Regions from separate parts of the Mus musculus genome. Here regions 1 and 2 are each linked to region 3. The links are chromatin loops, found by intact Hi-C in ENCODE. Cell type or tissue: left cerebral cortex. All regions are shown on one strand.

Region 1 (8,000 bases), 400 kb after region 3:
CAGAAAGCTTTCTCTAATGCCCTCTCTTTTGTTCAACTTTCTCCATAGGCCCACCTCAGCCATATATTGCTTAGGCTTTCCCTCCTATAGGAAAGAATTGGCTTACGTGAGGTCGCTCTTCTGGGGAAGGCATGATGGAGATCTATTCACTGAACACGTTTACTCCAACGGCACAAACACTGCACAGAGAGAGCTTCTGACTCAGGGAATGAGGAGGGTGCTTGTCACTAAGCCTGGCAACCTGAGCTCCATCGCTGGGATTCACAGGAGGGAAGAGAACCAGCTTTTGAAAGTCATCCTCTGACCCCCAGGCACAGGTCCCCACGCACACACCCTCATGTGCATGCACATACACACAATACATAGATAAAATATTTTTAAAATCTGGCTACCCTATGTGGTGGTTTCTTTGTGCTTGGCCCAGGGAGTGGTACTATTAGGAGGTGTGTGTGGCCTTGTTGGAGTGAGTTTGTCACTGTGGATGTGGACTTAAGACCCTTATCCTAGCTGCCTGGAAGCCAGTATTCTCCTTGGAGCCTTCAAATAAAGATGTAGAACTCTCAGCTCCTCCTGCACCATGCCTGACTAGATGCTGCCATACTCCCACCTTGATAATAATGGACTGAACCTCTGAATCTGTACATCAGCCCCAATTAAATGTTGTCCTTATAAGATTTGCCTTGGTCATGGTGTCTGTTCACAGCAGTAAAACCCTAATTAAGACACCCTACAAACTAGCGTGGGGTTCAATTTTCCCTCCATACATGGAGGATAACTCATACATAGTGGAATATTATTTAGCCTATAAAAGCATAGTGTGGCAAATGGTACAACATGGAACCTTGAGGAAAATAAGGCCAATATAGTAGGCAGTGATGAAAAGGCACATGCTCTGTGATTCCACGTATCAGAGGCTCCTGCAGTAGCCAAATTCAGAGACAGAAAGCAGAATGTCAGGAGCTAGAGGGAGAGAAGTGGGTAATCGCTGATCAACGGATCCAGAGTATCTGTTCTAGAAGATGGGAAAGATCTGGAGGCGAGATGTGCAAGATCAGGAACATGGAGTGAGCACTACTGGACAGTTCACAAAGGTTGCCACAATGTGTTCAATATCTGCCGTGGTTTTTCAAAATTCGTGGAGGAAGACTCACAGGGCTGATAGCAAGAAAGGAATATAATCACATAAATGCTTTGCGAGGTGCAGTGTTTTTTCTTTCAGTCCACAGCACACATACATACAATACACATGATTGTATGTACATATTACACACATGATCACGTGTATACACATCAGACATATGATCACATGAAATGCCTAGTACAGTCTCTCCTCCTCCTATTGTATGCACACACACATACCCCACATGTTAACATACACACACACACATACCCCACATGTTCACATACACACACACATACCCCACATGTTCACATACACTCAGATATGCACACGTGTGGAGACTCACAGGCCTCTTCCTCCCAGCTGTCTCCTGGCTCCCTGACCCAGCGTTCTCACTGCATGGGCACATTGCTGTATTAGATAGCCTCTGTCCTCAGGTGTGTCTTCTATCTGTAGTCTGGAAGAGTCTCACATCTCTTATACTTCCTGATATAAATTCTCATTTCAGATGATTTTAAGACCCTCTTTGAATATTGATCCAAACATGGAGCATCTTTAAACCTAGTCACAGCGGGGACTGTGGAATCAGACATGAATCATGTGTGTGTGAAGCACTTCAGACATTATAAAACATCTCCAGTATGTTGACACGTGTAATTTTTTAAACAGAGGTCCCCCATTTAGGGAGGAAAAGAGTTTAGGTGAGATAAGTTCAAAATCTAACACATAGAGGACAAAGTTGAGTGTGAAGTCTCCATGCCTTAGCTTAGAGGCTTCTCTGTCCTTTTCTTCTTCCAAGTAGGTAGCAAGGGGTAGGTCAGAAGTAAGTTTACCCAAGGCCAAAGGACCTGCTGTCCTTACGTCAAGCATAAAGTTGATTGCTCTAGAATAAAGGACCAGGATGTGAATTTTTCCACCAGGTTAGGGATACAAGGCAGGAGCTTCCACAAGATCCAGCCCTGTGAGCAAAGACTTCTGAGCCAACAGGTAGCCACAGAAAAAGAAGCTTCAGTTGAGGCATTTCCTCCAGATGTGTCAAGTTGACACAAAACTAGCCAGTACAGAGGGTGATCTGGGCACACCATAGACACTACCTGACACAAGCAACAAAGATTGAAATTAATGAGACAGTCTTCCCATTTGTAAAATGAGGCTACTTAACTACCCACCACTTCAGTGTTCTTATCTGTGAAACCTGTAATGTAGTATTAGCCATGTGCCATATAGCATTTGAGTTGATGATGGGCCCCCATAGACAGGATCCCATAAATCATAATGACAATGATGATTTGTTCCTTTAGCCTGGTGACATTACATGTTTCCTTACCTGGCTTCAGCACTGTTGGTATCAGCATACCTACCACTCTGGTGGCCAATCATAGAAAGAAAATGACTCCTAGTGACACATTGCTATCCCCACAGATCACTTCATCGATCAGCCCTAATCTGGAAGCTTCTTCTTGCAGCAGGTGGGAATTAACACAGAGACCAACCGGACAATGTGCAGAGAGAGACCTTGGAGAACTCATCTCTATATGGGATGCCTTTATCAAAGTCTTCACTCAAGGCTCAGGAGACTATTCAGATGAGGAGACAGAAGGAGTGTAAAAGCCAGAGGTGTCTGATGACTCACTCTAAGGGAAAGAGCATCCTCCAGACACAATAGGGCTGATAAACATGAACTCACAGAGACTGTGGCAGCATGCGTGCACAAGACTTGCAAAGGTCCAAACCAGACCACACACCACCACTGAGAAGAAGTGAAGACAAAACCCCTCCCCTAACCAAAAAGCTGTTTGTAATTGATACCTGCTGGGAGAGGAAAAGTCAGTTATCTTCAAAGAACCACACTCCAGGGCAGATCCCATGCCCAGAAGAAGGTGACCAACACAAAACAGACTCTGTGGGCTTTTAAGGTGATGTGTGTTTAGTTCCAGAATCTTTTGTTTGTTTGTTTGTTTGATTGATTGATTGATTGATTGATTGATTGGTTGGTTGTTTTTTGTTTGTTTGTTTTTCTGTTTTGAGAGAGAGAGGCAGAGGCAGAGGAGAGAGAAAGAGAGAGAGAGAGAGAGAGAGAGAGAGAGAGAGAGAGAACATATAGAGAGGTGGGGAGATCCAGGAGAAATTGGGGAAGGGAGATAATATGATCAAAAATGTTGTATGTAAAAATTGTTTAATAAAAGCAGCATAGTGACACATGAAATAACAGAAAGCATGTAGTATTTGATCATGATAACAACCAATTAATTATGTGGCTGGCTTGCTGTTTATGCATTTATCTGTATTTATTGGGTTGTTTATGCAATTGATAATAGCGTGTTTTTCTTGGTCATGTGGAGAATACCCCTACTTATTTAAAGAGTGTTGATTGTGAAAGTGCACCCTGGGACGCTGGCAACAGCTCCCCCAGTCTTGTCTTTGCTGTGTCTCTGTCGCTTTAAGTGGCCATATTCCCTGACTGACCTCCAGCATCTAGGCTTGTGTAAGAGATCCACAGGGTTTTCACACAGGAAGTCACCTGAATTTGATGGTACATCTCTCAGGACCTGTTTTAATTGTTAGTCAAAAAGTGACTGCAATGCTTGTATCCACATCAGACAACTCAGAGAGGGCATTTTTTTAAAGACCAGAAATATCAGCTCCTTAATACATATACAAATAAGACAGCAAGTACCTTTGGCTGGGCCTGTGGCTCTGGCTGAACAAACTGGTTCACCAGATGAAGATTTCTGTAAGGCAAGAGGGACTTGGGTAATCTGTGAGGACTTTAAAAGCACCTTCAATAGCGCTAAAGCATTTTGTTGGATAAATTTCATAAGGATCCACATGGCAGCTCCTACCCATTATAACTTCAGTCCTATGGGGATTTGAGACTCTCTTCTGGCCTCCCTGGGCACCAAGACCTCAAGTGCTGTGCAGAGTTACATGCAGGCAAAACACCCATACCCCTAAAATAAAATGGGGGGGGGGATTTTAGAGGAATCTCAAGAACTCAATTTTGTAATTTCCCTAAACTTCAGCATCTGACACATGCCTTTTAAAGCATCATCAAACTCCATCAAAACCAGTGATTTTTACATTCTTAAATATTGGTGGATGTCTTGTAAGATGCAATCATAACAGAATCTGTTAAGCATTGTTGTTGTTGGGTTTTTTTTTCAACCTTGAGTCTGTAGTGGGCTCTGCCCTATTCATCTCTCAGACACAATTACTGGCGAGCTTTTAATGCAGCCCACAGCTGCTTACAGGCACCAACCTGCTATTCTACTAGCTGCCTGCTGAGCTGAACTAGGAGCCAGAAGGGAGTCATTTTGATGGCATTTGAGTAGCACAAAATGTGAGTTTTCTCTTGAGAGGGCTTTTGAGAATTAGAGGGAGTTAGTCATAGTTTCCAGTGTGAGTATTTTAACAGTTGTGAAATTATGAAGGGCTGACTCAACAATTCCAGTGTTGCAATATGTCACTTCACTGTCTTGTTACTTAAAATTACATGCTTCAGGAGACGATGACTTTTAAAAGAACCCAACCAAGTCTGGAAAGAAAAGTGAGATATGCAGACAAAGCAAGGGGAAAATTATAAGATTGCCAAACACTTAGGAAGCTACTTAACAATCCCGAGCTCATCTAATATGTTTCTTTTTCTTAAATAGCATGTTTCTCTTCTCTGTGAATTATATAGTAGAAGCACACTTATTAAACAGTGATTCCTTTTCAGTATACAAAACCAATCCAAACTGGATTGAATATGTTACTAAATTTCTAAATCAGTCACCTCCTCAGTATCCTTTTGGGTAGGTTTAAAAAAAAAAGATGAATAGATTATCATCAGACAAAGATGATTAAGCCTATTCAAGAGGACTCTTAGGCTGTTGCTCAGCCTCTTCATTAGATAACTCCTCATTAACTACCCTAAATGAGCTACAAATAGCTATCAGGTCCTGTCCTTTATATTTGAAAATTAGACCCTTAGTAAGCAGATGACTCTTGAGGTATTTTCTAAGGATTTGAAGTTTTTCAAGCATGCCGCTATATTTCCCCATTCAAAATCATATACTCATAACACAGCTAGCCAGGGTTAAGAGGAAGCAAAAAAGAATCCAAAAGAGATGGTTCTAATGAGCTTGGTTTCTTTAACACGGTGTGATAATTAGGTAGTCCAGCCAGAGCAAAGGCCACACTGGGAAAACTTGAGATTATAAATAGCTCCACGAAATGTTAAATGCAAATCTAGAGGAGGCATTATCCTTTCAGGAAGCATTATCCTTTCAAGAACTGAACAAACTACAGAGTAGGACATGTCCTTGCATGAACAGTCAGGAGCTATAAAGAAGGGGGACTGGGGCTGAAGGGACAACTTAGCCTTCAGAGCACTCACTGCTCTTGAACAGTTCAAGAACAATGCACCCATGTCAGACTTCTGCTCACAACCACCTGGGCATCTAGCCCTAGAAGATCTAACTCTTTATGCTGGTGGCCACTGGCACTCAAATGCACATGTGCACACATAGACATATCATGATCTATGGAAACCTACTATTGTGTGAGCTTCAAAAACATGTACACAAACACATACACATATACATGTATAAAATAAGTGGAATTACCCTATACCTAGGGACAAAACATCTTCCAGATGCCATAAGTTATCAAAAAAAAAAAAAAAAAAAAAAACAAGAAAACAGCGTCCAGTGTAAATTGTGTCTCTTCATGTTGGTAATAAATCTCATAGACACCCCCTCACCAAAACCAAAATAACCTATGCCATCAGTCTTTGTTACCCTCCTAAACTTGATGGTAAGATCCTGTTGCTGAAAATACTTGAGCCATAGAACACGGAGAAATCAACTGATACTGCCCTGAATACTTCATCCCTACTGGCTAGCAGTCATGGAATCAGAGGCATTGTCCATATTACTGTGGGAGAAAAGTAACGGTTTACTCAGCTGTGACTCCTGTAAGCTACAGCAATGACCAGCCTGGCAGCCACTAAAACACAATAGTGTAATAGTGGCATGAATGTCTCTGGAGTAGCAAACCATTTTCTGATTGTATTTGAGGTCTACCCCACAAGATGGAACTCATGCCTACTGCAGTTAACTGAGCCAAAAACCTAGGGCTTAGTGTATCATAAGCTCTAGGGAAGAACCTATTACAAATATTCTAATAAATGGACATAGTATAAATTGTCCCCAAACATTTATCTTTATACCCATTGATTCGTGTGGCTCTCCACCATCATCAGAGAAGCTACTTTTGCAGGAGATGATGTTGAATACAGAGACTCACACCTGGTGGTCAAAGTGCAAAGAATAAGAGATTGTGGAGTTATCAGCCCTAAATAGGAAACCTATAGCACGTTCTGTTTCCCAGTTCTCAAGGATTATCATGGAAGAGGGGGGCAGAAAAAAACTGAGATCCAGAGGTAGCAGTAGATCACTACAGAGAAATAGTAGCCAAATTCCAGCATGGAAGGCAGAGGGACTTATTAGAGCTAACTCCTAATTGAGGAGCTATTGGCAACTGTGGCTGGTGTGGGTACGAGAATCGGTTTTCTTCATCTGTGGCACCTGTCATGTGACCTGTGTTCCACTGGATGACTCCTCACCTGGGCACACGCAGGCACCGATGAGAAGACTCAGTAGGGTTAGGAAAAAAAAGAGTAGATGAAATTGGGAATTTCTTCTGGGTACAACTTGCATGGGTCTTGTTCATATAGTCACAGTTGATATTAGTATATGTGTGCAGCAGTCCGGTTATATCTGAGAAGCATGGCTTCGCTACAGTCATCTATTAGCTCGTGTTCTTAAGATCTTCCTGCTCCCTTTTCCATGATGATAGCTCAGCCTTGACAGGAGGAGATAGATATGACATAGATGCTCCATTTAGGACTAAGCTTTCCACAGTTAATCCTCTGCACTTTGACCAACGTGATTCTCTATAGTAATCACCCTCTCCTGCAAGCAAGAAGCATCGATAATGAGAGCTGCGTGCTGTGCTGCTTTATGGGTATAAAGATAAGTACTTAGGAGGCAGCTTAGTACTCTGTCCATTTAGCAGAATAATAGAGTTGGTTCTTTCCTAGGGCTTATGGGCTATCAGGTCATGAGTTCTTGGCTCAGTTAAAAGTAACAGACATGAGTTCCATTTCATGGAATAGAACTTAAACTGAATTTTTAAAAAGTTGTTGCTTGCAGCCCCATAGGAGGAACAATATGAACCAACCAATGCCCTACAGAGCTCCCAGGGACTAAACCACCAACCAAAGCGTGCACATGGAGGAACCCATGGCTCCAGCTGCATATGTAGCAGATGATGGCCTTGTTGGACATCAATGGGAAGGGAGGTCCTTGGTCCTCAGAAGGCTCGATGCCTCAGTGTAGGGGACAGGAAAGCAGAAGTGGGTGAGTTGGTGAGCAGGGGAAGAGGGAATGGAATGGAGGTTTTTGGAGGGGAAACAAGGAAAGGGGATAACATTTGAACTGTAAATAGAGAAAATATCTTATAAAAAAAAAGTTGTTGGTAACTCTGATAATATTCGTGTCACTATTGCACAAATGGGCAGTTCCCAAATCACTTGGTATTGAAGCACACAGTGTTCACAGCTGGATAAGGCTATTGATTCTTTTCCTCCCTAGTAGTGGGCATAGTACCTCCTACTATGAATAATGCCAGCCGGGAAGGAAGAAGTTTCCAGATTGGTACCAACTGACTCTCTCCATGTTCTGTGACTCAAATATGTGGGCCTCACCATCAAGTTCTGGAGAGTAACTATGATCAATGGCAATAACCTATAGTATTTGGGGGATATGTCAGATCCCACTGACCAACAATTCAAGAAGAGGTAACCCACACCTGACATTGGGTTGGTTGTTTTGTT
Region 2 (8,000 bases), 420 kb after region 3:
AAAAGAACACCAGTGGGTTTACAGATTCTTAGTGTTGTGTGTTCTACAGACTTTGACTTGATTCAACACCTGGCACCACATCACAGAGTAACTGCAATGCCCAGAAAAATTCTCTGTGCTTTGCTTATTTACCACCACCACCCTTGTCTCTTTTAACCCTAAGTACCCTCTGTCCTTTTCTCTGTACCCATACTTTTGCCTTGTCCAGAGTTTTATATATTTAGAATCATGTCGTCTGTCTGGAGACCTTTCAGACGGGCTTCTTTGACTTGTTTAAGTTTTCTTTATGTCTTTGTATGACTTCTTAACTCAGTCCCTCTCACCACTGAGTAACGCCATTACCTTTACTTGCTACATTTTATCCATTCACTTCTTGATGAGCAACTTAACTGCTTCCACGCTTGAGCAGGCCAGAATAAACCTGCTGATAGCATCAATGGTCTGATGCTGGTTTATTGTATGAGCTTCAGCTTTTACCATCTTTGGGTCCAAACCTCCTGAAGAGTTTGTCTGTTGGGTGGTGAGAACATGCTTGGCTTTGTGAGAAGTTGCCAAACCATCTTCCAAAGGATGCAAGGCAGTGACGAGCCCTTGACTGAAATAACCTCATCCTCTAGGACGGGCAAGTTTCCTTGCAGAGTCACATGGAAGGATGGACTCCAGCATCTCTTCTACTTAGATCTTTCTGGCCAGTTTTTTAAATGCCTTGGTCCAGCTCTCCCTCACATTTGGGCCACATCAGTTTCGAGAGCTAGATCTTATGATTGGCCATGGAAGCACCACCCTTTTCCTGACAGGGCAGGAAACTACCCTCCTGTTTCACCTCACCAGCCAGAACCTCTGACCCTCTGGATTATTCGTCTGGTATTAATACAATGGGTTAAATATAATACCTTCTGTGGTATTAGAATACATCATCTTCCTCCAGGAAAGCTGGAGGATATATAACACTAGGAGATAGTTGTGAGTGTGCGTGTGCAGGTGCGGGTGTGTCCCAGCCAGAGTGGAGGCTCTTGCAGCCCACGTTGCATATCATATGAGAGCTACTATCCTGTGTTTGCTTACTCCTATGGACTGGTTTTCAGGACTCACCTGACAATGAGGGTTTCATAAGGCTCCTCCCCCTTAGCAGCCAGAACTATAAGCTCTGCCTTCCCAGAACTATAAGCACGCCAGCATCTTGGCTTAGCTTTTAAGCCTCTTGACAGCTGTGTTTATTTGGCTTCTTGGCATCTCACTCTTCACGTGCACAGCTTAAAGACTGAGAAATGGTTTGGAGAAAAAAAATGCATACTGACTCCATTTTCTTTGGTTCCCATCTCGATGTGTTTATGGTCCATCAAGTCCTGGCAACCTTGCATCCTGAACTCCAATTTTTTTGACGGAGACAAGCAAGGAACTGTCACTCTGTTTTGATTCTATACCCCAGAGGCCGTTGCATGGCTCAACAAATGCTCCCATGACACAAGAGGAGCTCTAAAGGACTCACTTGGCTGCATTGCCCTCCTATGCCATTCTGGTCCCTCTAGAGTCCCGCATCTTCGATTGCATCTTTGATGCTCTCAAGCTACTAGTTCATACTTTTTTAATTCAGCCGTTGGTTTTTTAGTACAAGGCTTTTTTCTGCTCTCCTCCTTCAGAGCCAGAAATGGAAGCCCTCCCTCTCTGTTTTTCCCCCAAGAAATAAAGCAGGTGGCACATTCTCTTATTTGATAAAAATGTCTTTCTGGTGGCTTTAAATGTGAAAGCTAATTTAACAAACAGCAAACATTCACGGTTCACAAATAACACCTTTTCTTAAAAAAAAAAAAAAAAAAAAAAAAAAAAAAAAAAAAAAACAAACCTGTAGCTTTGCTCTATCTTTAATTTGGCCACTTAATGTTTCAGAGGAAAACTCTAATGGAGGCTCAGTTTTTTGATCTTTGTAGCAGGTATAACAGGTGTTAAAATTAATTCAATTAAACCTAGGAGCAAAGCAATGAGAACGCATTTGATAAGCTACCAGTCTCTGCACAGGTTTTCAGAATAGAAGGTAGAGAGGAATTGCTCAGTCCTAGAACCGCAGCTACCACTGAGGAAGAGGTTGGTAAGGGTGTGAGTATGTGAGGGGGGGGGCGGGGGGGCGGGGTGACTCTGGGAGGGGGCGAGGAGGATGCTAGGAATGCTGGGCCCCACAACTTCCTTGTCACCAGCTGTTTCCGATTCAGCTCAGCGTTGGGAGGTGAGATGAGAAGCCTCTTCAGGCACCTTGAGATGTTTCCACCTTTTCCTTTCTTCAAGCAGAGTCACACCCAGCTCTGCCAGGTCCGGAACTCCACCTCTAACTCCACAGAGCTCAGCCCTGCCTAGAGCACTGCCTTTAGCCTCCTTCTCCGCCCTCCACCTTCCAGGTGCAGGCATTTCAGTCAGGAGCCACCATGCCCAGCTCTACTTAGAGATTAAGGGAATGTTCCTGCTATGGTCTCTTATTTATTAGCATTTATTGAATGACTGCGCTTACAAAAAATGGTCTCAATGAAACGAGGTCTGCACAGAAAAAATAAATAAGATAAGGAAAAAATAAGGACATATACAAAGATTGTGACTCTGGGTGAATTCTTTTGTTTATTTCACCAAAATTTAGAAATACCTGCATTACCTTTTTAAACAAACAAACAAACAAACAAAACTATTTCTAGAGACCATCTCCATACACAACAGTGTGCATGGTATGTAAGTGTGTATTTTTAACTTACATTTATGCAAAAACAATCCGTGTGACAAAAAAAAAAAAAAAAAACCTGGCACAGCCCTCCCCCACGCTCCCCCACCCTTTCCCACCCTCCCCATCCCCTCCCCCACTCAGGAACAAAAAGCCCCTCAGTGTTCTTATCTAATAGTGACTTCTCCTGATATATCTGTATCATATTTTCAAGAAAAGGCCGGTTTCTGACCTGTGATAGGCCTACCTATGTGTTGGGTAGATCCAGGTCCACACCTTGCACCTGTGTGCCTCTGGTCCCCTCGAGAGCGCAAAGTTAGACCCGCCCTCATTCTGCCCCTTCCTGTGCCCGGGTGTTGGAGTCCTTTCCTTTCAACTTATCCCTTCCCCATGTCTCTCCCTGAGCCCCGGTCTCACTCACAGCCCCACTAGCCCGGCCCTTGGCCCACATTAGACTCTTTCATCTCCATTTTGTGAGTTTATCCCCGCAGATCCCTGCAAACTCCTGGAGGTCAGAGCTGAGCACCTCTGTGTTCCTTTTTCCAGGCAGGTTGTCTACACATGCTATTAAACTAGACAGGCGCTCTTCCTCATCCCTCCTTTCCCACTCGCCCAATGCTCAGAAATCAAACAAAGCCAGAGGGACCAGGACACGCCCTGGAGGAGCAGGAGGGGACCTGGGACCAGCTTCTCCTGTCTATCAGTAATTAGAGCGGTGGGGGAGGGGCTGCCCTTGGCACAGACAGGTCCTTAAAGGCTGCTGCCCCAGAAACTGCCTTCAGATCGACAGCCAAGGGAATCGCGATGAAAAATTCATCAGCTTCTTACTTTCCGCGGCCCAGCTGCGCCTAGCAGATGACCTCGGCGGGGACAAGCCCGCTGTGAGACACCGTCTGGTCGCTTCGAGGGGGCCAGCCCAGGCCTGCCGGGGAGCACTGCACCGCTGGGCTTTGTGCGTGCGCCATGAGCACGCGCCTATGAGGCCTAGAAGTACCACCGAGGTTTGACTGCTGGGGACCAGAGACAGTCATCGGACCTTTTGGTGCAAGCTACTGGGAGCCAGAGTGTCACTCTCTAGCAGGCGCCTGCGGTCCATCTTGCCCATCATACACTGTCCTACACAAGGCGCGACCTACTAGTGGAAGCAATACCAATTGGGTGGGCACCTGGGATCGTGGAAGCCCTGTAAGCTATAAAACTTCTAACCCTGGAGACTGGTCATCCTAACTAGACCTTACTTTCATGCCACCACCTCCCACCTTTGCTGGCCCCAAGCTGCCTCCTGAAGTTCTGGATGGGGTAGGTTCTCTTGAGCTGGGGTGGCCTGGGAGGATGACAGAGATCCAGTTGGGGAAATGCTACTGAGTTGCAGGTTTCTGGAGGCCTCTCCAGCCCCTGCCATCTGGGCACTGCACAGACAGACGCTGCGTGGGTCCCTAGAGCTTGCCACCTCCGCGCCACACTGCCAGCCATGCCGCTGCGGCTGCAGAAAAGCCTCACGTCCGAGATTGCTGGACCGTGGGTGGGGGTAGGGAGCGCAAAGCGAGACTAGGCGCGGGAGGCGGGGGAGCGGGGGGCCACTCCTGGACTCTGAATTTTAAAGTTGTTTTCTTGCAATCACACTTTAATATGCACCGATGTCTGGTCTGCGGACCACGCAATGTAGTGAGATGCCATGTTGGCCTCTTTGGAATCCGCAGTAGGTTTTTTTGTGCTGTTCTGCTGGGGAATCAAATGTGGTGATTAGGGAAGTTTTATATTCAGGTCAGGCTTTCCCAGGACTAGAGAATGTACTACAACTTAGGCCAACATCGCCATCTGGTGGTATCATCGAGGGACTCGAGCAGGTGTGGGGAGACCAGAGGAATGATGTCATGGTCTGCAATTTTTTTCTTGAGGGGCGGGATGCTGGCTGGCTGCGGATCTAGTATTGCCTGATGCATTGTTTCTCGGATTTGGGGTTTTGCTGTTATTCACAGGTGAATCACCAAGTAAGCAAGGGTCCTTCCTAAAACTAATACCTTACATTTCACCCCATTGCAGAATTGAATTTAAACCTAAAAGACCCAATGGCTTTGACAGTCTTGAAGCAGGACTCCTTATGTGATCTTTCCTGGGTCCGTCTAAGTTGTTCACTTGACAGCCCCTCCCCGAGGTGTTTCTCCCTCCGGAATTCAACTGCAGAATCATCTGTGTGTTCAGAGCCCGCTTGCATTCTTCTGAGTTTCCATTCCTTCAAGACTAAGGAACAGGCTTCACACTGCCTATAAGCATAGGGTCCCATCTTCAGAGGCATCTCCCTGGCTCCCTTAGTCACTCCTCTGTTCTTTGCTTTACCAGATCTGGATAGAAAAGCCAGCTCCCTTGCTCCTCTGTACTTCTGTCCTCAGCATCCCTCAACACTTTGCCCCTCACCTTAGCTCTAGCCAACAACTGACAGCAAGCACCATTCTGCCTTGCCCCTCGTCCCACCCAAGGCTAAGAAGAAAGGGTGGCCTGAGGTCGCTGAGTGGGCTGGCTGCACATTGAAGGTTCAGGTGAGACCGCAGTGCCGCTTGATGGTGAGCCGGCGTTGATTCCTGCACTGCAGATCTTCTCAGTTTCTTCTCCTCTTTAGCTTTGTGTCTGTACAATACTTGGCTAGTTCAGAAGCAGATCCTCCCACTTTCCAGACACTCTTGCTCCTCAATGTTGCCTCTTCTACCTTAAAGTAGTTGTGTCACTGCCTGGCCTTTTATTCTCTCTTACTTCGGAGGAGGAAAAACAAGAAAACAAAAACACAAAACAAAACAAAACAAAAAAAACCTTTCATCTTTTGCAAACCCTGTGTATCTGCTTTTACCTGCAACACAAACTACTGCCTGCAAGTAAACAGGGGTGGGGAAGAAGAAGCCCCTAAGAAAATGTACAGAAAGAATGGCTACTAGCATTCTCAGAAGAATGGATAAAAATACTGAATGCATTTTATATATGTGTGTGTGTACAAGAATAAATATATATATGACTATATATGTGAATACATATTGTATACACAAGAAAGGGAATAGTAAGAAGACAGAAAGGGGATTTTTAAAAGTTTTAAATGCTAGTAACAATGAAAGATTGAAAAATGTAACATTTCACATAAGCTTCCCAGAAATTCCAATAAAAGGCAAAAAAAAAAAAAAAAGATTGACCAATTTTTATCCAAGAAAAGAGAAAAACAAGATGAGCTCCACAACTTGAGGGGATCGAGGCAAACTGATATCGATCAAATGGGATCCTTTGTCTTAAAAAGTCTTCCAGAAGGCTTGGCATGCCTGTGCATAAATCCTACTCTCAGCAAACCAAAAAAGAGGGTTAGCTCATTTAAGGCCAGCCTGGGCTCCAGAGCAAAACTCTCTCAACAATAAGTCTTTAATAATTCCAAAGGGACAACAGCAGAGCTTAAACCAAAGACAGGGCTCATGCGTTGAGCAAAGTTCCTTGGATAGTCTCATTTACAGCAGCTGGAGTTCACTATTCCATACAGGGGAAGTCTCCTTCATCAAATGGGGAAACATGTCTACTGAGTTAGCAACCAAGAAAACGGACGTTATTTCGAAGTGAAGGAGACTTAGCATGGGTCACTGAGTTGTTACAAGAAGAGAAAACAAATTGGGAAAAAGGTATTTCTAGAAATTGTAATCAAACACACACACCTCTGTAGCTGCCTTCAGGAGTCAATGCTTGTGGGAGGCCATTCCCTGTGCCTCTCCGCTGCTGTTCAGGAGCTCCAAGGGTCCATGATATCACTGAGCAGCAATTCCTGACACTTGCCTGGAAATGCCCTGCCAGAAACCTAATGGTGTATGTTTCCAAAGTTTAAAATCCTGTTAAGGCTGGAGAGATGGCTCAGTGGTTAAGAGAACTTGCTGTTCTCTCAGAGGACCTGGGTACCATTCCCGGCACCCACATGATGGCTCAGAAACATCTGGAACTCCACTTCTAGGGGAGCTGATGCCCTCCTAGGACCGCTGCTGACCCCAGGCAAGCACTTGATGAACACAGAGACATGCAGGCAAAACACTCATACACATAAAATACAATAAATAAGTCACCTTTTTTTATTTAAAAGGAGGTGTGATCTCTAAAAAACCAAAAACAAACAAAAACTGTGACTGCCTTTAACGGGAGTACCTAAAGAGAGTGATTGACAAAGTGCTCTGCGGAGTATAGTAGGCAGGCTTTCAGGCCTGATGATGAAAGAAGAATGTAGAAGAATGAGGCATGGGACCTTCTGAAGACTCTCTCCTAGAAGATACAAATGAAATGAATAAATATCCCAGAAGAATAGTTTCCAGGACGTAGGAATGAATTACTGATGGTGGTAAAGAAAGCTAGAGGAAGGTGATACAAATTTAAGACTAACTCAATAACAGACTCCAGAGAAAGCACAAAGTCATACAGTAAAGCAAACATAATCATAGTCCAATATCTGGCTTTGCTGTGAACCCTTCCTGTGGTCATAATTATATAAATGTTGAATATTAACTTAAGAAAATTCTGAGAAATTTTATTACCTTGACAGAGCAGTTGGGAGAATGAGCATAAGGATTGGTGGGATTTGAGATCTAACTCTGCATGTTCCACAATAGAAATTGAATACGTAGACTCAATCATTAAAGAGGAAGAAATTAAGAAATGGGAAGTAGCAATATGAGTAGTTATTCATATATCTGAAAGTATATCATTAAATAATTTTTCAAATATAGAGTGGAATCTGGAAATAGGGCAGAGAACACTATAATGTGGAGCTATAAATCACAGGGAGTTGTACACTTGTCTTAATGATATATATGCATCCTTGTCGGTTATCTTATATGTAAAATTCAACATTGTCAATCACATATACAAATTTTAGGTTGTTGTACATAAAACTCAATAAGAAAATTTTCCATCACAAGTAGGAAAAGACTTCCCTACATCCCTCTTTCTCATAGAACATTCATTATCTATACAAACTTATGGTGAGGATGAAATGACAGCATTTTTGCTGTCAGGGTGAAGCAATGGATGTCAGTGCTAAGAGGCATGATTTATTCATGGAGGGAGAAGCTGATTGAGCAACAATTAATTATGATTCTCTTTATTCAGCATTTTTTTAGACAGTGTCTTGCTATATAGAACAAGCCAACCTCAAACACCTGATCCTCCTGCCTTTGTCTCCAGAATCCTGGGATTACAGTCATGCGTGACCACATCTAGAATTAACCATCATTTTCTATCAGAAGTTCATGTAAGTGCAGTTATTTGGGGGCTGGGCTATTGAGAGCACAGA
Region 3 (8,000 bases):
AAGCTCTAGTTGGAGCATAAAAATATGATAATTATTGAGACAAACTATGTTAGTATCTAGAGTTAGATGAAATGGATATGGGGTTGAATCATGACGGACCTTGTCCAGACAGGGAAGTATTCCCTTTCCATAGGGGGTGAAGCTTTTCATCACGCTATGGGCCTGATGGTGAGTGGGTAGACTCCTCTCTCTGAGCATGGATGAGCACAGCTTATGTAGGTATAAGTGCTGGATGAGATGGGGCCTTCCCTTGATTTTATTCGGGGGGTGGGGGTCAGCAGTGACACTTCTCATGTGACCTATTCTTACCATCCACGGTAGCTGTGAAGCTGTTGTTAGCTCAGTGCCTTCTAGGTGGGAATGTGGGTCTGGAAGCCTGCCATGCCACTGGGCTTGCCCGCTTTCCTGCACAGTTGCCTCGGCCCATCTTGAGCATGGGAATAAGAAGCTTCATTGTTGAGAACCACAGAACCCTGTTAAATCGCTGCTCACACGCTGTGGGTCACAGCACTTTGAAAAATGTATGTGCTGTCTGCAGACCAGCTTGCTTCCTTCTGTGGCCCCTCTTCTCCAAATGGCAACTGCTCACGAACAATTAAAATGCCAGGGAGCCTTTTCCCCCAAGACTTAAAGCAGCTTTTGACAATCAACACATGGAAAGGCAGAGAAAAATTCCAAGTCTGCTTTTAATAAAATATACTTTTCTCATCAAAATATTTTGATAGCACAGAAAAAGAGATGTATGCTCATTAAAGTTTAACGAGTGTCTCCCCCTGCCATTTCCCATATGAGGATCACGCACCATGACTCATGAAGGGTGGGTGCTGGGCATAGTTAAATAGGGACAAATTTAACTCAAACCCAGTCTCTATCGCCATGGGGATGAATGAAACTCAAGATGTGCCCATTATGATGTAAGAACCTGGCTACTGACCCATGTAGTTTGGTGGATGTAGCTTAGGTTCAGATAGATAGATCTAGTATCATTCCAGGATGTCTAGATTTGCATTAAAAAGGAAGATGGGGGGGTGGCAGGGGGTTGGAGAACATCTGGATTCTAGCTTTCAGGCAGCTACATTGCTGGGATCAAACCTAGGAGTCTTAGAAGGCAATGTTTTGGGGCCAAGACTTTGTATAACTGTTGGGAGGCAGAGTTTTCACCAAAGTCTTTTTCATGGAGCCAATGACAAAGCTTCATCCAAAACATTCTAGACTCAACTCTAAATGTCTCTACATGCTCTGCTGAGCCTATCTTTAGTCTTCCTTGGCTCCCAACCTCTACCCTAAACAAAGCCACTTCTGTGATCTACCCTACCCTCCAAGCAATTCCCCATGGTCTCTCTGGTACCTACATGTATCTCTCTCCATCTCTGATGGTGGAATGATAACCATTCATTGATGACAGCCTATTCCCTTGGTCTAAATTCTTGATAATTCATCAGAGCTGTGATCTCCCAACTTTGCAACCCGCAAACCTTCCTGTCTATGCTGCCTATAAAAGTCCCAGTGTGAAGAACAATGTGGCCCAAAGGTCACATCACACCAAGAGAGATCTGGGAGAGGGGTTTCTGTCCTTCCTTGATCAGGTATGTCCATGAGATAGTCATCCAGAATCATGTACCAACTGTTCACTGTGACATAGTTATCACACATCCTTGGCCCAGTCAACACAAGGATGCCATGATGAAAGAATTGCCATTGCCATTCTCACTTCAGTGGAAAAACAGACTCTGGGAGGCTCAGTGACTTGGTAGGGTTACATGGGTGTCCTGTGGAGAAAACAGCTTTAAATTCCCTTGGTTGCAGGGCTCATGGTTTGGTCACTGTTGTATAAGGCACTAACTTCTCTGGGTTTCTGTCCAGTGAAGGTTACAGTAATACCTATCTCTCAGATAAGATGATACAAGGGCATTACTAAAATTCCAGTGTTTAATATCTCTCAGCTGCTGCCACTACTGTCAGCATGCTGGCTTCCGCCTCCTCCTCCTCCTCCTCCTCCTCCTCCTCCTCCTCCTCCTCCTCCTCTTGCCTGCAGAATGAAGCTGGAAGGATCTGTCCTCCTAACTACCTCTTTCACATTTACCCTGTGCCTGGTTTATCCATGCACAGCATCTGTAAGAGACTCAGTCTTCTGTGAGCCCATCCATGCTTCAGAGGGATGGACAAAGTATTCTAGCATTTTCCTAACACTTGATGAGGTGACATGTTGCAGGTAATTTTGGACCACGTGTTTGGAACCCTTGTGGGCTTTGTACTTTTAGTGTGTTTGGAGTTCCTGCTTTATGCCATTTATCTTACTTAATTCTCTGAAGTGCTCTCCCACATTGCAGTCCAACAGAGTATTTTCTTACCATCTTTCCAGTACCCCCAACAGCAAGCCCCTTCCTTCCCTTCCTGAGCCCTCCCCATCACTCCCAGTGCATAACTGGCTTCTGAAGGATACAGCTCTGTTTTACTATGTCTCCAGTGTCACAGGTGCCTAGTGCCATTCCCACAGTTTCTGAAATCCGGATCTGTCACAGCTGGGTGATATCTGAGTGGCATTAGGGTGAGCAGTCCCTTTCCCTGGCACATCTCATTGCCTGTTTGGATTTACTTTAACCTTGAAATTAGTGGGGTTAATGGTTAGGGCTTGTGTGATAGTGTCTCATCTATAGTTTTTCCAGTCTTAGCCCTGGACAGTATAGATCTTCTTTCTCAGAAAATGGCCTTGACTCTGAATGTCCAACAGAACCAGAACCCCTGCTTCTGTCATGGAAATTAACTCAAACTGAACCCAATCAACCCTGGTTCCAGTCCTGCCCTGGTCTACTAGCATGCAGAATGAGACCTCTGTAATTCTGCCATGGGGAGTTCAGTTGCTCTCAAAGAATCTTAAAAGATAGAAAAAAAATCCAACCTTTCTAATTAATAATACCCCAAAAGATCAAAAGTATCAGTTTCTTCTCTACACACATTTTATTATCAGTGGTGCAATTAAATTCTATTTTGTGCTGTGGTCTGAACACTTCACAGCTTGGAAAAGCTTCTCCTGAGATCTTGGCAGGGACAAGCCATTGCTTCATAATGAGGTGAACATGAGAACTGTCTCTGGTGGGAAAGGCAGAGATCTGAGCATGGGCACAGGCTCTGCTTACATCCCCCTCAGAGCAGCAAAAGATGCCTTTGCTATGTGGCTAAGGGACATCTTCAAGATCTCTGACTATGGAGAGCCAGTGTGCCTCCTGCTGCTGTGGTCCTTGTGCCCCCAGCTAATGAATTCATGCTCTCAGGGCAAGATGGCACTCCTGGAGTAACCCAAGTGCCCTGTTTTCCTGTTTAGCATTTGTTTCTGACTCTACCTACAGAATTCTGATTCTCCCTCAGCCTCATTTGCATTCTGCCTCTTCAGGCCTGTTGTGCAGACAGTACCAATCACAACAGGTCTATGGTAAGTGACTGCATTTCAAGAACAGAAGAGAGAGAGAATGACATAAACCTCCCTAGAGGTAGAGGGTCTGACATTCTGTTCTTCAATAGGCCCTATACATATTCAGCTTTGCGTGAGCCTCATTGTGGGGTGCTCCATGTACCATCTATACACAACCAGATTTTGAGAAGAAGTGGATGAGGCAATTCTCATTCTGCTTCTGTAACTGGACTGCTGGGGTTAGAGACCTAGCTCTCCATCTTGATGATGATGCGATCTTGCACGAGTTTTACAGCCCTTCTGCACTTCAGTTTTCTCACATATAAAGTAGAAACATTTGTACTGCTTACCTGTAGGTTTTATTGAGTGTTGAAAGCTCAGTTATATATGTGATACTTTGATAGCAGCTGCCAGGGTCCAGTATATAAGCAAGCAGAGCAGCCATATTGAATGCCACACAATAGCCATTAGCTTAAAAAGTGGTTCATAAGAAACAAAGCTCATCTCTCACTCCTGCCCAGTGTCCCATCTCTGGGGCCACTTAGATTACTTGGTTACTTTAGGATACTTCATGTTAGGAGGATTTATACTGATCACTCAGTCTTTTCAGAGACAAATGCTCTCCAGACACCAGGGAAGTTATTTAAGGCCACATCCAGGTGGCATATAATACCACTCTCCAAGGTGACCACTAGATGCTTGGCTTCCAGTGCTTGGAAGGGGTCTTGGTAAGGCTGTCTACTGATGCCACCAGAAGCTAGCCTACGCTGCTGAGAAGCAGGTAACCCACTCCCCTGGCTTTCCTTTACCAGTCCCCATGAGCAACTTGAGAAGAAATACCCTGTACTACCTGGACAACCAACTCTGTGCTCTCTGTACAACTAAAGCCATGATCCAAGTGGGAAAAAACAAGCCATGGTGACAGAAGCCAGAAAAATGTGTCATCTTGGTATGTGGGGTAGACTGTGAACAGGATAAAGGCAGGAAGGAGCTCTCTGAAGACCTGGGGATCCTCTATATTTTCATCTAGCTGGTGCTTATAACGGCATATGTATATTCAGCTACTGCTCCCCAGCTCTACACTTCAGCTTGCACATCCTACTGCATACAGTCACACCTCAGTGAATGACATTACTGCCCCAGATGCAGAAGGGACAGTGTAGGTAGTTTGTAAGCCTGACCCACTTTATTCTGAAGACACAGAGAGTTCTGAGTCTCTGTCTCCATCACACATCTTTATCTTCCTCCACAAGTGTGTTTATACCACAGGTTATATTTATATCTGCAGTCACATCTATATATTTAAATAAGGAGAGGAGTGTTATATGCATGCGACTATATATAGAATATTTTACTTCTTTCAAAGAACAGGAAGATCCTAGCTCCATTATGTCTTTTGGACACCCCCTCCTCCCCCCACACATGCACACACAATCTGGCTACTGACTAAGCACTTTGCCCTCCTTTTTTGTCTGAGATGAGATGTTCACTGACCTTGATGGTGATCTTGGGGATAGTCAGTATTATGGACTTTTGTTTGGCCAGGACATCCCTGGACTCGTTGATGCGTGCCGTGACGAAGAAGTGCAAGAAGCCCTGTTCTAGAAGGTGGCTCATGTACTCGCCCGCTCTGACCAGCACCTCCTTTTTCTTGGCTGAAGGGAGGAAAAACCAACAAGGCGGACATCAAGACCTGGACGAGATGGCATATGGCTCACTTGCCCTCTCCCATCCTCCCCTCATTAGCACACAAGTCACCAGGAAAAACAGCAAAAGACAGATACAAGGAGTCAATCAGGGACAAGCTCTCCTGTCTCATGGGTGAAGAAAGAATACACTGGAAATGTAATAGTCAGTGGGGTCTTACTACAGAAAAGAGTTGTCAAACTTTCGAAGCATTGTGTTTGCTGCTGTAAAATGGAAAGGGTAAACAGAGATATTAAAGGTGAATCCTAGGAGCTTCAACCTTGCAGGCTCTGACCTGAGCCAAGGCAATCCCAAGATGGCAGAAAATGAGCATAGAGTGCCCTCGCTCCTCTTTGTGACTGGAGAGACCTCTGTGTGGAAACCTTACTGCTAGCTTTCAGGGTAGAGAATAAGCCCTGCAGAATGGCATGGAGGATGGGAAGTAGTCTCATTCCTCTTTCAATCTCCATGGGGGCTGAGGATGCAGAGTTGTATCTGTAGCCTGGGTCCATTTGCTCACTCTGTGACTCCATTTCCCATAGCCCAGGATTCTAGAGCCCAAAGGACAGTTCTGTAGGCTGAGCCCAGGTATGTATGTCCTTAGAGACAGTGCATTTTGTCCCTTGATGTTTCCAGGGATAATAATAAACAGTGGTCTTCTGGTTTTTCTTAGGGGAATGTGTTTGGCTACTAGGTTTCTTTAGGGCAGCAAGACTTGTGCATCTTCTTTGTACCCATCTTTGCAGGGGTTCTTATCACCACTTATAGTCTCAGCCCCAGGGCTCCCTTCTTCTTGGAGGCAGACCATTCTCTCAATCACAGCACTGAAGAAATGGGACTGTGCACCAGAGCCCCAGAGAACACTGCTCCTGAAATAGTCCATTATATAAGTGCCATGTTGTGCCACCGCACAAGAAATTGTTCTAGATAAAGTTTATTAAACGCGGCAAGAGAAGGAGGAATAGATTTTCACTGTATGAGTGGTGGAGATGGGAGGTTGCCAACATCATTTATGGTGTCTGGGGAAAGCCAAGGGAGACACAGGCTGGAGCTGCCTCATCTCTTCCAAAAAGCAAAGGCAACTAAATATAGCCAAGTGACAATGATAACACCTTTGAAGGTACTGGTTGGTTTAAGTTATTCAAATCTCCCAAGCTGACTCTAGCCTACACATTCCCTTTAATCACCAATCTGAAGTCTGCTCACATTCTCCTTAGAAAACTTTACTTGCAGTAGAGGCACTGCAGGATGCTTGCTTAGGGTCAGACATGTGTGATTTTGCAAAAGACTAGGATTGACTTCAGATTGCAACATGCGTTTTATTGCATGCAATTGATGCCACCTACCTACATTAATTAGTAAATTTGCAAAAGAAGAATGAGGTTCTAATTCCCTTGAAGTGATCTGGGACAAGCCCTGAGTGGTCTGACTGATGGAGCTGTATTAAAATCAACTTGGGCTTAGGTTTGGTCCCTACATGAATTGACTCAATTGAGAAATACATTACATCATTTTAATCCATTAACTCATATAGAGTTATCCCCTCATTTTTAATATTTGCAGGGGAAAGGTTTATTTTGGATACAATCCGTCATGATGCGGAAGGCCCAGGAGCAAGCGTGAGGCTGTCATGTCTGGTTGTGTTGCTTCTACAGCCAGGGAATGGCTTGAGTCCATCCTTTAGTTGGGCTAAGGAGACAAGGAAGATTGAAAGGGTGCATGTGAGGTTGGAAAAGGACTGTGCTCTATTTCTGGTGTAGAGAGATGTGATGAATTATAGTTCCACTCAGGGCCCCAGTTCACACCCATTGGTTCAATGTCCTTGCCCATGGGAGGATCTAGGTTCTGTTACCTTCATGTCTTTAACCATATAAACCCAGTCTGAGTTTCCCACCCTGTTGGAAGGTAACAGGAATTCCAAGGCATTTCACACCTCTCACTCATGGAGTTTCATCCACCCCTTCCTCTCATGTGCACAGGCCAATCAGGTGGACTCGATCTTCAGGACTTGTTCTTAGCACTGTCAACACGACCACTACATTTCAGCTGGATGATGATTACAGCATCCTAACTGGCCTCTGAGCTCCATTCCTGCTTCTGTGAGCTTCTCATCACAGCAGCCAGTGTGATCCTCCTTATTTTTTAATTTAGAAAGTTATCATTGTGTGGGTACAATCGTATGAGTGGAGATCAGCAGATAAGTTACAGGAGTTTGTTCTCTTCCTCTACCATGTGGAGGATGGAACTCAGGTGGCCAGACTTGGTGGCAGGAAATAAAGCCCAAGTTTGTATGAGGGGTGATATTTATTATATGAGTTAAGCCCATCACTTTTCATTGCCTGCTTTTGTTCCTGTTTGAATCTGGTTTTGTTATTGTATGTGAATGACAGAGGCTTGGAAATTTATAAAGAAAATAGATTTAGTTGATTTAGTTTAATATTAGTGGTTGGAGCATCCAAACAGCATGGTGCTGACATAACAGGAAGGGAACTGGCCATGTGCCCAAGGGGCCCTATTTGCAAAACAGCCCTACTTTATAATAAGCTGCTTTCCCAGGAATTGACTCACTCCACAGACCAGTACCAACCCTTCCAAGGTCAATTAGGATCACATATCCTAGTTATCATCCACAAGGTGCTGCCTCTTAAAAACTCCACCTTCTCCTATCATCAGTTTTCACACTGAGGACCACACCAAGTCAAACAAGAATGGTTCTTCATCCTTTGTGTCTCATTGAGCACATTAGATATCCTATGATACCAATGGGATTCTTCTGGCTCAGATAACCTCTGTCAGGTCTCTCTGTTCCACACCACCCAATTACAGAGATAATTTTTTCATTTTGTGGTTGCAATGCCTGCAAGGCAAACATGTCTCTCCTTCTTAGTCTGTTTTGTATTTTCCT

Evidence for each region. Peaks named below come from ENCODE experiments on the same cell type or tissue, not always from the same donor. Only the 100,000 strongest peaks of a DNase experiment are listed, where the experiment ranks them.
Region 1: it touches region 3 in a loop (7-fold over the local background); 2 of 42 quality-filtered maps call a loop at or near these places.
Region 2: it touches region 3 in a loop (10-fold over the local background); 4 of 42 quality-filtered maps call a loop at or near these places.

What each region holds. Positions count from the first base shown.
Region 1 is chr13:37,286,339-37,294,338 of GRCm38, forward strand. No RefSeq gene overlaps it. Among named protein-coding and RNA genes, the nearest start is that of Gm30600, 41 kb to the left of the region's middle. In left cerebral cortex, a CTCF peak has its summit at 4,387; a DNase peak (open chromatin) is centred at 4,531.
Region 2 is chr13:37,308,227-37,316,226 of GRCm38, forward strand. No RefSeq gene overlaps it. Among named protein-coding and RNA genes, the nearest start is that of Gm40913, 21 kb to the right of the region's middle. RefSeq lists an enhancer at 2,740-5,584. In left cerebral cortex, a CTCF peak has its summit at 4,530 (motif pointing left); DNase peaks (open chromatin) are centred at 1,238, 1,635, 3,518, 4,193 and 2 more places; H3K4me3 peaks cover 495 bases; H3K27ac peaks cover 1,899 bases.
Region 3 is chr13:36,887,903-36,895,902 of GRCm38, forward strand. It overlaps F13a1 (coagulation factor XIII, A1 subunit), which reads right to left. Exons shown (of 15, transcript NM_028784.3): 13 at 4,904-5,064. The region is part of intron 2 of Gm30489 (a long non-coding RNA gene); the gene reads left to right. Among named protein-coding and RNA genes, the nearest start is that of Gm30489, 68 kb to the left of the region's middle. In left cerebral cortex, no CTCF peak of the experiment used is centred here; DNase peaks (open chromatin) are centred at 432, 3,090, 3,962, 4,514 and 3 more places; H3K27ac peaks cover 2,079 bases.